Regions from separate parts of the Homo sapiens genome. Here region 2 is linked to region 1. A link is a loop called in an ENCODE intact Hi-C map of the cell type or tissue named here. Cell type or tissue: OCI-LY7. All regions are shown on one strand.

Region 1 (8,000 bases):
CCACTGCACTCCAGCCTGAGCAAGAGAGCGAGACTCCGTCTCAAAAAAAAAAGAAAGAATTCCCCAGAAAGAGGTGGTGCAGGGAGGGTAACTAGAAGTCCCATGCATTGAATGGGAGAATACGTGTGGTTTAAGAAGCAGAAAGCCCCTGTTTTTAAAGGTTATTGCGGCTGGTGTGGCCTGGGGGAAATCTTTGTTACACTTCTAGTAAGGCAGCCTAAAATCGCATTAGCATTTTTGGCAACTGCATCACACTGTTGGCTTATATTGCGCTTACAGTCAAACAAAATCCCTAAATCTTTCACACTTGCTGTTCTTAAGCCATGTTCCCACTATCTTGAACTTGTGAAATTAATTACTGTTTGGAGTCTAAAAGTAGGGCTCTTAAATTTCATCTTGCTAGATTTAGGCCATTGTGTCAGCTTTCACAGAATATTTTATATACTGATTCAGGTTCTCAACATAATTTTCCACATAACCTTCGGTAATACAGAACCCAGAGAAATTCTTTATCCACAATCAAAAGTGACATATTCACTCTACCGTTCTGTTTTTGAGCCCACATCTTCATTTTGTTTAAGAGACTTTGTCCTATTTCTTTTTAACATCCTGATTTGCCAAAGTGCATTAGTTAGGATAGTTTTGCTTGCAAGGATGGAATGCTAAATCAACCTGGAGTAAACAATAAGGACATTTATGAGTGCATAGAGGTAGGAAGGGCTCCAAGTATGATACAACCACAGCCATGACTCTGTTTTGCTGTTTGTAATTTGGCTCTGCCTTTTCCCATGTGTTGTCCTCAGGTCAACTTCCTTTGTGGTTGTAAGATGGCTGCCAATAGCAGGGAGGATAACATGGTTTCTTGTTTTTGTCCAGAGGGAGGGTGACAATGAGAGAAAGTGTAAATGAAAGACTATTCTTTCAACCTTATTAGGACATCCTCCTAGAGTGGACCATCCTGATTTGCTTAGGAGTGAGAGATTTCTTGGGATGTGGGACGTTCAGCACTAAAACCAAGAAAGTCCTGGGCAAACCCAGATGGTTGGTCACCCAAGCAACTATACCTAGACCAGTAATCATTACCAGGAAAACACCTGAACTAGTTGGCTTAAACCAAGATTCCTGGCAAAGGGATGGGTACTTGCGATTGGTTTGGACACATGTTTCTAGTCTGTCTGTATCAGAGGCAACTGGGGGCAGATTCCCGGACCTCCAGATCTATGGATTCAGACTCTCTGGGCATGAAGATTGGAAATCAATTGTTATCAAGCAGTACAGATGGTAGTCCTACATACTTGTGCTTGGAGAAACACTGATTTAGACCTCAGCTCTGAAGCTGGGGTCAACACCCAAAATGGCATGACTAATACACAGTTGGGCAGGGCTAAGAAGGATATTAGAGAATCACACACCTGTACTCAGCTATTTTATTTCCCTGGTTTTATAGTCAAGTCATCCTGCCTCTCAGAAGGGAAGGAAACTGTTCTTAGATAAACAAACCATTTTGCATCCTAGTAATGCCCAGTGGTACTTGACTTCTCTTACTAAGTACTCATAAACCATGTCTGAGGTTCGCTCTTACTTTTTCGTCCTGGAATCAGCATCAAACTCACAACCAGTAAGTTTGTAGAAGTCATGATGTTCTTTAAAACAATTTTTTTTGAAAGTTAGAGCAGTATTTCATTGTGTTCAGTCTTTGAAGAAGCAGTATAGATATTTGAGTTTAAGAAATTGAACTCTGGTCAGGCAAACTAGGTGACGAATCTCAGCCCCTAATTTGCATATAGTGATTTTGCATATATTTGGTAACTTCTTAAAACATATCATCTGCAAAATAGAATAATGATAGAACTTACCTCATTGGACTGCTGAAAGAATTAAATGAAATAATGTTTATAAAGTTTTTAGCACAGTGCTTGTCTCATTAAATAATCAGTAAATTTTGATAATCAATATTCTGCCTCTTCATTCATTCATTGTTTGAGATATTCTGAGCACTGAGTCCCAGGGCTAGGGAGAATGCCTGGCACTAAAGAATGCAAAGATAAGGAGTAGTCCCTGCTGTTAGAAAGCTAACAGTACTGGCATTAAACTATAATGCCATTATAGTAGATTTACATATAATATACCAGGAGGAAGGAATGATTAATTTGGGGGATGATCTGGGTCCTGAAAAATAAGCAGAAGTTTTGTAGATTTCTAGATAAATATGGGAGAAGAGGGAGACAGAAGGATATTCCAGAGAAAGGGTGCAACATGAGCGTTAATAAAGGCATAGGGACACACAAGGGTAGGGCCCCTTTGTGGATGTAAGTAGTTTTGACGGGTGGAATGCAGGGTTCAGGTCAGTAGCAGTGGTGGATGATAGAGAAGTACTCAGGGGCTGACTCGGGGTTTTCTGGAAGAGTGTGGACTTTTATTCTAGAGATAGAATAGAGTTTTAAGCAGAGGAATTAGATGCCTGATCACATTTGTGTTCTGGAAAGACCAATCTGGGGACCATGAGGTGATGACTTGGAGGGTGGTGAGGCGATTAAATTTGTTAAGATCCTGAAGCAATTCAAGTGAGAGCTGATTAGGTCTTAAACCAAGAGAGGGATACAGGTTGCACAACCCTAATCTGAAAACCCAAAATCTGAAATGCTCCAAAATTTGAAATGTTTTGAGTGCCAATATGACACAAGTGAAACATTTTACACTTGATCTCATGTAACAGGTTGTGGTCAAAATGCAGGTGCACCACATACAGCTGTGATATATCCTTTCCACCGTGCCCTGAGTACCCCCCACAACAAGTCCACAGAGGGTAATAAAATGTCACATGTGAAGGCCCAATGTGCCAAAGGCAGGTTCTCCATAAAGCCCCACAATTAATAAAAATATTGTATGAAATTACTTTCAGGTTATGTGTATAAGGTGTATACAAAATGCAGGTGAATTTCATGTTTAGACTTGAATTCCATCCCCAAGGTATTCCATCATGTATATGCAAACATTCCAAAATCTGAAAAAATCCCAAATTTTAAACACGTCTAGTCCCAAGCATTTTGAATAAGTGATACTCAACCTGCATTAGGAATACAGCAGAAAGGATAGAGACAAGAGATACAAATGACAGGACTGGGTGATGGATTCGGTTTGGGGTGAGGAAAAAGGAAGATTTTGGGGGAATTCCCAGGTTTCTGTCCTGAGTGGATGGTGATATCATTGTTTCAGATAAGGGACCTACAGGGGGTGGTGGTGAAATCAGGCTTTGGACCTCTTGAATCTGGGTTTTCTGGGAGACATCCAGATGGAAATTTATAGCAAGTCACTGGGTCCACAAAGCCACACCTGAGGAGTGAGTGAGGCCAGAGCCTCCTGAAGAGATAGGCTGGGAAATCAGCAGGAAAAAGCCTTCCAGTATTGGGATTGGCGCGTGACAAAAACTGCCCGAGATGATGCCTCAGCAGAGTGTGTACACTAGAATGAGGACTAGAAACCCCAGAAAAAACAAAATTCCACAAAGCTCATTGAGGTGATTCAGTGGTGTCCTCTACATGTTTTCTCAGGTCTCAGGTCAGAATGAAACACGTTTAAACTTTTTTTTTACTCCCTCCTTTACAGTAGTTTTTACTAATTTTTCTAGTCCCTTCACTATTCACTTTCAAGTAACTGAGATTTTCTGTAAATTTTGTTTTTGAGAGGGTGAGTATATGACAATGTTCTAATTTTTAAATTACATCTTGAGAAGCTTGTTTTCTAAGTAAGTTTTTCTAGTTGTTTTCTTATGTTCAGGCAATTAGAAATTTTTAAAAATAAATTAAAAAGGAGTAATACTTCTCATAGTTAAACAGGGGTGGGGAACATGGAGGAGAGACAGACCTGAGAAATGTTTGCAGAGGGGAGAAAAATCCTGCACAGGCTATGTCCAAAGAACATTTTTAAGAGAGGGAAAGGGACGTGTTTACTGTGGTTGCTCTGGTATTTAAATGAACTGCAGCAATTCTTCCGTCTTTCTTCCCCAGCAGTTACAGAGGCAGCCTGGGAAAGATTAGAGACAAAAATCCCAGTTTCACATATGAAGAAATCAAAAAGATTCCAATAAAATTGTCTGAAAGACCTCTGCCAACTACAAACTAGAATCCATGGGTCACTGGGGAAAATCATCCTGTAACGACACAGGAAGTAAAGAACTCCAGCTAATGGTCGCCACCTAGTGGGAAACGACAGGATTTTAGGACTTGGAGATGGCCTAAAATAATTATTAGGAGTTTTGTTCATTCTTTCAATAAACATTCTTTGAGAGCATCCTATGTATCAGACACATTAATAAATACTGGGAAATATTTAGTAATTGTTTGTAGTTGGGTTTATGAACTCAGACCTCCATTTCATTTGGTGGCAAAAACTCAATCTCAGTCACTTTAGTACCTCTTTTCCCCCTGACCTGGGTAGGTCTGAGTTACAGGGTTTAGTTGTGGTGAGGAATCTGCAGAAGGAAGGGTTCATCTAGCCCTCTGCGTTATTGTCTTCAGCTGAGATTTTTTTCTTCTTTGAACATTGGCCCCCACAGGTCACTGCTGAATCAGCTCTTGTTTCTAAGCAAAGGGTTCTTTTGAGTCTGCCTCTCTCTTAGATATTTCCAATACCTTCTCAAACATTCTGCTGTTTTTGTATGGCTGTATACTGCCCCATCTGCTTAGACACACTGAACATCCATTTTTATGTTAGAGTCTTGATGCTTCCCTTGGCTTCATCTAGGAACTGGGTCACAGTTCTCTGACCTCGAATTCTCGAGATCTGTTTTGGGCTTCTTTTGCCCCATTTTCTACAGGCACAAAAGAGCTTATGTTCAGATAGCCCCATGTAGCTAGATAATAGGCTGTATGCTGGATAGCAAAGGTAGATGAAGCCAATAAGGTAAGCTGAGGACAGATAGCTGAAGATGTTTTATGTTATGCTAAAGTGTTTTGTATGTATTCATTGCAATGAGAAGGTAATTGCAATGGTTCAGGTAAGGGATAAAATGATATTAACTTGAGCATCAGAGAAGAATTATAAATTTAAAAGACAAATGGGCAGTAGAATTATCTATATTTAGAAACCCCAACCTCCCCAGCTCAAATGGCACCTCTGTGTAAATTAGTCATAAGCAGTTCCTACAGGAGAGACAATCCATGGGTATATAGCTTGGGGAGTAGAGTGTGGTGTGGATTTTATCCCACCCTTTGGCTGAGTGCCTTGGTGCCGTGAACAATCTGCCCAACCAAATGTGGTGACCCTAAATGTAGAAATGGAGAGTGGGAGGAATGATTAAGTCAGTGTCCTTAAAAGTATGTCTGGAAATAGATTTCTATTCACCAGCTTCTTTCCCTTAGGTATTTTAGAGAATGACTATGTAGGGTGAAAAGACACAGTCTGATGAGCCATGTGAGTTTCTTACTTCATTTTTTAACCTCATTAGAATTATGATACCGTCAGCAAAGATAAAAGGTTTAAGAAAGTACCTATCCCAGATAATTCTCAAGAAAAAAATCTTAAAGTTTCTAAAAAGGTTTTATTGGGAAAGTCTAAAAAATTGTCACAGCAAAGAAGAAACTAAAAAGACATAACTGGTAAATGTAATGTGATATACTGCATAGGACCCATGTACAGGGAAAGATGGTAAGTAAAAAATAAAGAACTCTGAAAAAACAATGGACTCTTAGTTAATAATAATGTATCAATATTGGTTCATCAATTGTAACAAGTGTACCATACTAATGTAAGCTGTTAATAACAGAAGAAACTGGGTGGTGGGGATATGAAAACTATCTGTACGATTATCTCAGTTCTTCTGTAAATATACAATTTTGAAAGAATTGTCTATCTTAAAAAAAGAAATAGAGGGAAGATAAATAAATATGGAAAAAAGAAAAAATTTCCTTGGTTTAGAATAACCAGATTTTACCTTGAACATTAAACAGATGAATTCACTCTAGTAGGCATTATGGGGCATATTAGGCGTGCAGCCTCACTGGGGAGATGTGCCATACACATGTGCACGAATGGATCACAAACGAGTAGTGTACATTAAATACCAAATGAGTGCAGCACAGCAGAGAATCTTGGAATTTACAAGACCAGGAAGTATCGTTGGTGGAAAGAAGAAGGATTGATTAGTGGAAGGGGAAGAGCTCAGCAATGTTCTGAGTTTTGTAAATATTTTCTCACATTCTGTGACTTGCTTTTCCATATTTTGCACAATTACCTTCTCTCTTAAACCTATGAAAAGGTGGCTGGGCGCGGTGGCTCATGTCTGTAGTCCCAGAACTTTGGGAGTCCAAGGCCGGTGGAGCACTCTAGGCTAGGCGTTGAAAGTTAGCCTGGCCAACATAGCGAAACTCTGTCTCTACTAAAAATACAAGAAATTATCCGGGTGTGGTGGCGCGCGCCTGTAAGCCCAGCTACTCGGGAGGCTGAGGCTGGAGAGTCTCTTGAACCCGGGACGCGGAGGTTGCAGTGAGCTGAGATCGTGCCACTGCACTCCAGCCTGGGCGACACAGCGAGACTCCATCTGAAACAACAACAACAACAACAACAACAAAAACTTATGAAAAGATGAATTTATTCCAAAAATTTTAAAAGCTCATCTTTTTTTCTCTTTAAAAAAACTTGTGCTCATTAGTGTGTGTGTGTATTTAGTTCTATAACATTATAATACATGTGGAGATTCAGGTAGCCTCAGGTATCCCCCACCAGAGTCAAGATACAGAGCACTTTCATCACCACTAGGATTCCTAGTATTGCGCTTTTATAACCACCTACATTTGACTCCCTCTGTCTGACACCTAACACATGAAAACCACTTAAAATTTGTCATTTAAAAATGGCATATAGATAGAATTATATAATATGTAGTCTTTTGAGATGAACTCAGCATAATTATCTAAACATTATCTAACTACAGTTCCTTCCCTTTTATTGATGAGTAGTATTCTGTGATATATGTACCACAGTTCGTTTAACCATTCACCCATTGAAGGACACCTGGGTTGCTTCCAGTTTTTGGCTGTTAGGAATATAGCTGCTGTGAACATTCATACAAATATTGTACAGGTTTTTGTATGAACATAAGTTTTTATTTCTCTGGAATAAATGCCCTAGAGTGCAATTTCTGTAATTATATGTTTAGTTTTATAAGAAACAGCCAAATTACCTTTCAGAATGGTTGCACCATTTTATATTCCCACCCGCAATGCATGAGTGATAACGGTTTCTCTGCATTCTTGCTGCATTTAGTGTTGTCACTATGTTGTATTTTAGCCATTCTCATAGACGTGTAGTGATATTGCACTGTGGTTTGTGGTTTTAATGTTTAGTTTCCTGATGGCTAATGATGTTGAACATCTTTTCATGTTTGTATTTGTCATCTGTATATTGTCTTTAGTAAATGTCTGATCATGTCATTTGTTCATTTCTAATTGGATTAGTGGTTTACCATTGAGTTATATATATATATATACACACATACACATATATGTATATATATGTATTATATATACACACACATATATATGTATATATATGTATATATATACACACACATATACATATATACACACACACACATATATGAGATACTAGCCCTTTCTAGCCTATATGATTTGCAGATGCTTTTTTCTTGCGTTGTAGATTGTCTTTTCATTCTCTTCACATAGTTTTTTTCCAGAGCAAAAATTTTAAATTTTCTTGAAGTCCAACTTACGGATTTTTCCTTTTGGGATTCATTCCTTTGTTGTCAAGTTTAAGAACTCTTTGCTAGTGCTAGATCCCAAAGATTTTCTTCTGTTTATTTTGTAAAACATAGTTTCTATTATATTAACGTACGTAATATATTTTTAAATTATAGTTTTATGTTTTACATTTAAATCGATGCACCATTGTGAGTTAGTTTTTATATGAGCTGTGAGACTGTTTGAGATTGACTTTTTCCCCTATGGATGTTCAGTTGCTCAAGCACTATTTGGTGAAAAGGC
Region 2 (8,000 bases), 320 kb before region 1:
GGTCCCTTTTCACTGGGCACACAGTGGTTACATGTCCTATCTTGCCTTGCTGTTGGATGCAGCCAAGGAACCAAAGTCTAGCCAAAGGTATGTGAGCAGATATATATATGTCACTTCTCTGTCCTCCAGTTCTTTCTCTCCCATCATCTGCTGGCTGAGTGCAGCATGTCCAGAGAGACGCCTGGGCCCTAGGATTTGGAAGAACCCCAAGAGGGCAGGAGCCTGGCTCCGAGTTGCCACTTGTAGGAGAAATGCCCAGAAGAGCCATGGAACCAGGAATACCTAGTTGGCCTGCGCATTAGCAAAACCTACAGCTGGTACAGTTAAGCCACTAAATTTGAGTCTGTTTGTTTATTATGTCAGTTAGCCTATTTTGACCTTTCCAAGCATGCATGTAACTAATTTATTCTCATAAGCATGGTTTATACCTTTTCACTTTTTTCTATTTTTCTTTTCCTTTACCTTTTACCAAATAGTATACTATGTAATATACTTTCCCAAGATAGCAATGTGGTCTCCAATCAGTAATACAAATTTATTTTATTTTATTATTTTTTTTGAGATAAGGTCTTACTTTGTTGACCAGGCTGGAGTACAGTCGTGTGATCATGGATCACTGCAGCCTCCAACTTTTGGGCTCAAGGGATCCTCCCACCTCAGTCTTCTGAGTATCTGGGTCTACAGGCACATGCCACCACACCCAGCTAATTATTTTTTAGTAGAGACAGGGTCCCACTACGTTGCCCAGGCTGTTCTCAAACTTCTGGGCTCAAGCCAACCTCCCACCTCGACCTTCCAAAGTGTTAGAATTACAGGCATGAGCCACTGCACCTGGTCCAAATTTACTTTAAATTAATGCTTGATCTTTATGAGGTTGCTCTCACTAAACATTGTTGAATAATGAAGAGTAAGTTCTAAGAAGGATTTTCAAGCCCTGGCATCTCAAGTAGCCCCTTGAGTAGCCCCCAGAGGTCAACTGGCAGGTATTGATTAGGTTTTTTACCACCTCTCTGTTTCTGACTCTGAAAACCAAACATTTGAAACAACCTTTTGTTTCCTGGAGAAGTCTGCCCCATGATTTTGCATGTTTTGCCTAATTGCCTCTCTTTGAGGAGCTCTGAACTGCAGTGAAGAAGAGACCTGACGGAGGTGAGGCTGCTAAAGATATTGAGGACACACAACTTTATCATGTCCTCCCAGGTCTGAGCTACTAAGAAAAGTAACTAGGCTTATTAATAGGATAGACTATCAATGAATGTGTACTTATTCATTAATTTATTCGCCACTTATTGAGTACCCACCGGGATCTGTGAAGGCATAGGAAAGCAAGTGAGCCTAAGTCAAGTCTCTACCTTGAGAGAATTTACACTCTAGTGGAAGGGGATGGGAGGGGAGGGAGAGACAGATGTGTCTGTAGGCAGCTAGGATCTTAATGCAAGTTGTGTGATGGAGGGATGCTAAAGGCGGGTATTTGTCAAAATTAATTGAGCTGTGCAAATTGAGGGTTTGTGCATCTTATTGTATGCAATATAATACATTTTTAAAGTACTGTTTAAAAAGAAACCCATTAAACTTGTTTTTTTAAAATAGCATTTATTAGCCAGGTGCAGTGAGTGGTATATGCCTATAGTCCCAGCTATTTGGAAGCCTTAGGTGATAGATCACTTGAGTCCAGGAGTTCAAGTTCAATCTGGGCAACATAACGAGACCCTTTCTCTAAAACAAACAACAACAACAAAAATAGCATTTGTTAATAGCCTTCCTCTTCTTCTGTCACAGGAAACACTTTTCTTTTTCATACTCCATTTATTTAAATATTTGTACCTGTTATTTCTGATTTTTAGTTTAGGCCTTTATTTTCTTTTGGAAAATCAAGATGTTTACAGATTCCTTATAAACTAACCTACTTTTAGGGTATTTTTGGCATTCTTATTCCACAAGCATAACACAAATTAAAATAGCGCTAAAATACTTTGAAAATATAAAGCAACATGGAAGTTCTAAATTATATCAGTACAGGTGAGGGAAGAATTGCAGACAAATTTAACAGTTTTGTGTACATTTTTCCTCCTGGGAAACAAGCTGAGTTCAAGTTATTCATTCTAAGAACTTAGTTCTGAAAATAAGTTTCAAAATCAAGCAGAACAGATAAAACTCCAAAACCCAAAATGTCAAACAAAACCAAAGTAACAAAAGCAACAGTCTAAAACACACTACCTACTCCAAATACTATAATGGCAATGATGAAAATAGAACAATTTTAAATAAAAGTATAGAAAACTAACAAGCCATCAAATGTGATCTTTGAAATAAACATTTGGAAGTGGTTTTCAAAAAGAAATAGTTCCAATTTTTAAGTATCAGAATTCTGACACACTCCGCAAATACTTAATATGATTTGGCTGTGTCGTGACTCAAAATCTCGTTTTGAATTGTAATCCACATTACCCATAATCCCCATGTGTCAAGGGTGGGACCAGGTGGAGGTAATTGGGTCATAATCCCCATGTGTCAAGCGTGGGACCAGGTGGAGGTGATTGGATCGTGGGGCAGTTTTCTCCATGCTTTTCTTGTGAGAGTGCATGTCTCACAGGATCTGATGGTTTCATAGGCGTCTGGCATTTCCCCTGCTTGCAATCACTCCGTCCTGCCACCCTGCAAAATAGATGCCTTGCTTCCCCTTTGCCTTCTGCCATGATTATAAGTTTCCTGAGGCCTCCTCAGCCATGCTGGACTGTGAGTCAATTAAGCCTTTTTCCTTTATAAATTACCCAGTCTTGGGTACTTCTTTATAGCGGCATGAGAACGGACTAATACAATTCTATGAGTAACATATGCAGTAGTAATTTATCTGGTGTTATGACTGTCTATAAGACGTTCCTTAACAGTCTTAAAAGTGGGAAGAAATATAAGCAATGATTCCTTTAGCAGTGACTGTTCAGTTTCAGCCCTGACAAAGATAACTTTTTATTGACTATGTTAAAGAAAGAATGGCTGAATAATCATTGTTAGTAATTGGCATAAGTCCCAGGTATAGCAATATAAACGCTACAGAAGCTTAACCTGTGCACATCTCAGGAACAGAATAGCTATCTCAGTGCACAGTATTTATACTTCTGACTAGCCCCTAGAGACCTCCTAGCATGTCTAATTTATTCTAAGGCAATACAGGTACAATTGCTTTCTGCTAGAAGTACCTCCTCATTCCACAAATAATCATTTGTTTGCCCTTAATGAGAACCTAGTTCAACCTTCTATTTCATAATTGAGGAAAACAAGACCCAAAGAGATGTAGCTCTGGCCCAACATAACCATCGTCTCCACTTAAAAATGAGGAAACTGAAGCTCAAAGCAGTTTTATGTTGTGCTCAGGGTCACACAGCTAAAATTTAAGTCCTGGCACTTCTTCAGAGCCACTGTTCTTAATCACTACACTAAACTGCATGTTAGTTGTGGTGCCATAGAACACAAAGCTTGGTACTACCAACATTGTCAGCACAGTTATTATTCAGTAATGTCAGCACATTACTTTTAATGGCAAAACCCGCAGGTACTTTTGCACCAAACTGCTACAATTAATTTGTCATATTTTAGGCACTCAAAAATATTGCTGAGCAAATCACTGAATGAAAACTAAATGCATGGAACATAAGCCTTAAAAATTGATCGGTAAACAATTTTCACCAGCACATTTAAAAGAATGACTCCAACCATACAGTAGTTAGACATCAGTTTCACTTCCTTTCCAAATTACCTCACTATATAAATCACTTTTTTAACAGGAAATAAAACATGACAGTTAAGAGGGGAAATGTACATTACCTACAAAAAGGTTTTAGCTTGAAAACAGAAAATGGCTGAATTACATAGGTGTGTATATTGAAAAAATCAGAATAAGTATAAACAGAAAATAACAAACGATAAACAAAAACTATAACATTTTAAAAGAATCAATATATGTCAACTTTTTGAAATTTCTAGTAAAAGGATGATATATATGATCTGTATATACACATATGTTGCATATATATTTCCCTAAATGAGGGTTGATTTATAAGCCATTATGTTGCTATCTGGTTCTTCTTCATTAAAGTCTTAATGCCATCTAGTAGGTATTGAGTAAAGGGGTCAGCAAGGCAGACAAGAATCTATTATGATTTACCAAAACCAAGTCTCAGATTTTCTAGGATAACACCCATTTAAAGAATGTAATCTGCCCAGAATTTTCATTATAAAACACTCTGAAATTTCATTATACAACATTCTGAAATGTCCACATTTGACACCAACATGCCCTCTCCCAGACTTTCTCTCAAAGGCAAAAATCAATACATTCAACATCAATTTATTCCACAAATATTTACTGGCTGTCTATTATTTGCTAGACTCCTGGGATAGAGGGATGAGCATGAGTCCCAAATTTGGGTTCAAAAAAATAAGTAACCTTATGTCAACTTAATGGTGAATTGCACATTAATAATCAGTTGACCTTTAAACAAGGCTAAAACTGTCTCTTTTTGCTAGATATGTGATTACCTAGGAAACTTCCATTACAAACAGGTAACAATAGGTTTTTGTTTTTTCTTTTAAATTCTTTTTAGTCTTTTATACAGTAAAGGGTTTTTAAAAATGGGAGACAAAAGAATTTTAAGTTATGAGTTATAAACAGAGTTTATGTCTATATAAAAAGAACTTATCAGTGAATATTTGCATTTTAATGGCAAAATCAGATAATTCCTATAAGCTACTGCAGTCAAATATATTATTGGAATCCCTTCATTTAATATTTTTTCATCACCAACCCAATAATGTTTGTAATTTTTTAAAAGTAATATTGACTCACTGTATAAAATATGAACTAAATGTCCATCAAAGCAGAGATGAATGAATAAATTATCATAGATTTGCACAATAGAACACTGTGTTAGTGAAAAAGAGTAAACTGAAGTTTCAGGGATTAGTATACATTAAATCTCAAAAACAGTATTGAGCAAAAAAATATATATATAGGTTTTAAAAATACTTTTACTATCTATACATTATTTCTGTCTTAGTTGGTGCTGCCATAACAAAGTACCATAGATTAGGTGGTGTGTGTCTATCTATCTATTTATCTGTCTATCTATCATCTAGCTATCTCTCTAGTGCGTGTGATACTATTTTTATAAAAGTACTTTTATGGACTGTTTGTGTTCCTCTGCCCACTCATATGTTTAAATCTTAACTCCGAGTGTGATGATATTAAAAGGTGGGGCCTTTGGGAGGTGATTAGGTCATGAAGAGGGAACCCTCATTAATTGGATTAATGCTCTTATAAAAGGAGCCCCAGAGAGCTTACTTTCTTTCTACCACATGAAGATACAACAAAAATATGGAAGTCTGCAACCTGGAAGAGGGCCTTCACCAGAAGCGACTATTCTTATCTTGGACTTCTAGCCTCCCAAACTGTGAGAAATAAATTCTTGCTGTTTATAAGCCACCTAATCTATGGTACTTTGTTATGGCAGCCCCAAATGACTAAGATAGAAGTAATGTATAGATAGTAAAAGTATTTTTTAAACTGTGTGGATTGATTTAAAAAAAAAATCCAGGAGAGTGAAGATGGAGAAAAAAGACTAGAAATGGAATCAAGAAAGGGTATTCAAGGGAGATGTCAAATGTGTCTATCTTGCAGTCCAACAACTATCTCCAGGCAGAAAGTACAGGTGATTCTAGTATTCACCTGCTTTGTTTGCCTTTTCTAAAGAATCACAGTACTAACCATCTTAGTCCAATGTCAGAAAATGATTGTTTCCCATAATTTAACATTTTTTAAGCTAAGAAAGTAATGACTAATTCTCTTACTTCCTTATGAAGTGCAAATCTTACTGTACTCTTTGAATTTTGAAAAATAACCAATGAAAAAGGAAAAAGAAAAAATCTTGAAATTAACATAGTAAATGTTGTTGATATTGGGCACTGTTGAGTTTTCCATTCTGGGATATTTCTCATATTATACTTTATAAGTTTCTGTATTCATGCATTATTTCATAATTTTAAAAGTAAATTTTTAAAAGTAGAAATGAGAAAAAAATTCAAAATTCTGAAAAGCCAAAAGGAGAAAAAAATTATCATTATTTTGCTGCTCAGAAATAACCACTTTTATCTTTTTTTGTGTATTTTACAGTTACATGGGGAAAATGAGATGATACTTCCTCTTACCATATTTAAAAATTGTATTCTAAAAATATTTTCATAATATTAACCATTTATCTTCACATATTTCCCAAATGAAATTTCATTGTACATCAGTAACATGTTTTATTCAATCAATCCTTCTTTCCTAGAATTTCTGGAAATATAATCTATAAAGTAAACTTTCTGGGTCAAAAACCTTATATAGTTTTTTAGGTTTAAAGTATGTTTTGAAATTGCTAAATTTCAAATAACATAATCCAAAAAGATTATATTAAATTCTACCAGCAGAATATGAGAGACCCCGTGCTTCAGAGTAGCATTTATTATTTTAAAAAATCTTTGCTAGTTATATGTAATAGATTTTACTCGTTTCATTTTTGGAAATTTCTCTTTCATGCCTTCCCCTGTATCTTAACTAGCTCTTTATCTTTTTTCCCTATAGTTCTTTAAGATTTTTATATTAAGTATATCAGCCTTTTCTTATGTATTGTGAAAATTTCTTCTGCGTTCTGGTTTGCCTTTAAATTTAGTTTAGGATGTTTTTAATGTCCTGAATTAAAAAAAAAATCTGTCAATATTTTTCTTTATGTTTTCTGCTGAATATGTACAATCACTTATACATTCTTTAGCATTTCTGTTTCATTTTGCATTTGGATATTCAGCCCATATGGAGTTTATTTTAGAATATTTGGACATATGGTTCTAGAAATCAAATTCCATTTTTATTATGAATTATTACAAATAGTTGATCGGCTGTTTCAAAGGCATTTATTGAATAATCCAGAGAGCCTATTACATTAAATTTTTTTCAATATTTAACTTTAAAAATATTTAAGACTGACATATGATAATTGTATATATTTATGAGGTATAACATGTTTCTGTACATGTATTCATTGTGTAATAATCAAAACAGGGTAATTAGCATACCTATCATCTTAAACATTTATTATTTCTTTGTCACGAGAACATTATAAAACCTCTCTTCTAGGTTGGGCACAGTGGCTCATGCCTGTAACTCCAGCACTTTGGGAGGTCAAGGCAGGGTCACATGAGGCCAGGAGTTCAAGACCAGCAGGCAAGGAGTTTGAGACCAGTCTGGTCAACAAAGTAAGACCTTGTCTCTAAAAAAAAAAAAAAAAAAAAAAGCCTGGGTTGGGCATGGTGGCACATGCTTGTAGTCCCTGTTACTGCTACTCCAGAGGCAGAGGCAGAGGCAGAGGCAGGAGGATTGCTTGAGCCCAGGAGTTCAAGGTTGCAGTGAGCTATGATCACACCACTGCACTCCAGCCTGGACAACAGAGCGAGATCCTGTCTCCCAAAAAACAAGCAAGCAAAACAAACATACAAAAACAAAACTTCTCGTAACTATTTTGAAATATACAATCTGTTATTATTAACTGTAAGTCATTCTACTATTCAATAAAAAAACAGAACTTATTTCGATCTAACTGAGGCTTTATACCCTCTGACCAGTTTTTCACCATCTCCCCTCTCCTAACCCTCCACATCCTCTGGTAACCACTATTCTACACTCTCTACTTTATGAGAACAACTTTTTATATTCACTTGTGAATGTGATCATATGGTATTTGCTTGGCTTATTTTACTCTACTTAATATCCCCCAGGTTTATCCACGCTGCCACAAATGACAGGATCTCATTCTTTTTTGTGGCTGAATAGTATTCCATTTTGTATTATGCCACACGTTCTTTCTTCATCTGTTGATAAATATTTAGGTTGGCTACTGTGAATAGTGCTGCAATAAACAGAGGCAGATATCCCTTGAATGTACATTTCCCCCCCGCCCTTTGTATACATA

What was found. Hi-C counts contacts between places; a loop is a spot of excess contacts. Peaks named below come from ENCODE experiments on the same cell type or tissue, not always from the same donor. Only the 100,000 strongest peaks of a DNase experiment are listed, where the experiment ranks them.
Region 2: a loop joins it to region 1, with 2.1 times the contacts of the local background. A loop is called at or near these places in 9 of 110 quality-filtered maps.

The regions. Positions count from the first base shown.
Region 1 is chr3:168,161,648-168,169,647 of GRCh38, forward strand. No RefSeq gene overlaps it. Among named protein-coding and RNA genes, the nearest start is that of GOLIM4, 70 kb to the left of the region's middle. In OCI-LY7, CTCF peaks have their summits at 4,200 (motif pointing left) and 4,416; a DNase peak (open chromatin) is centred at 4,174; H3K4me3 peaks cover 436 bases; H3K27ac peaks cover 412 bases.
Region 2 is chr3:167,840,338-167,848,337 of GRCh38, forward strand. No RefSeq gene overlaps it. Among named protein-coding and RNA genes, the nearest start is that of SERPINI1, 110 kb to the left of the region's middle. In OCI-LY7, no CTCF peak of the experiment used is centred here; DNase peaks (open chromatin) are centred at 3,424 and 3,774; H3K4me3 peaks cover 1,785 bases; H3K27ac peaks cover 2,210 bases.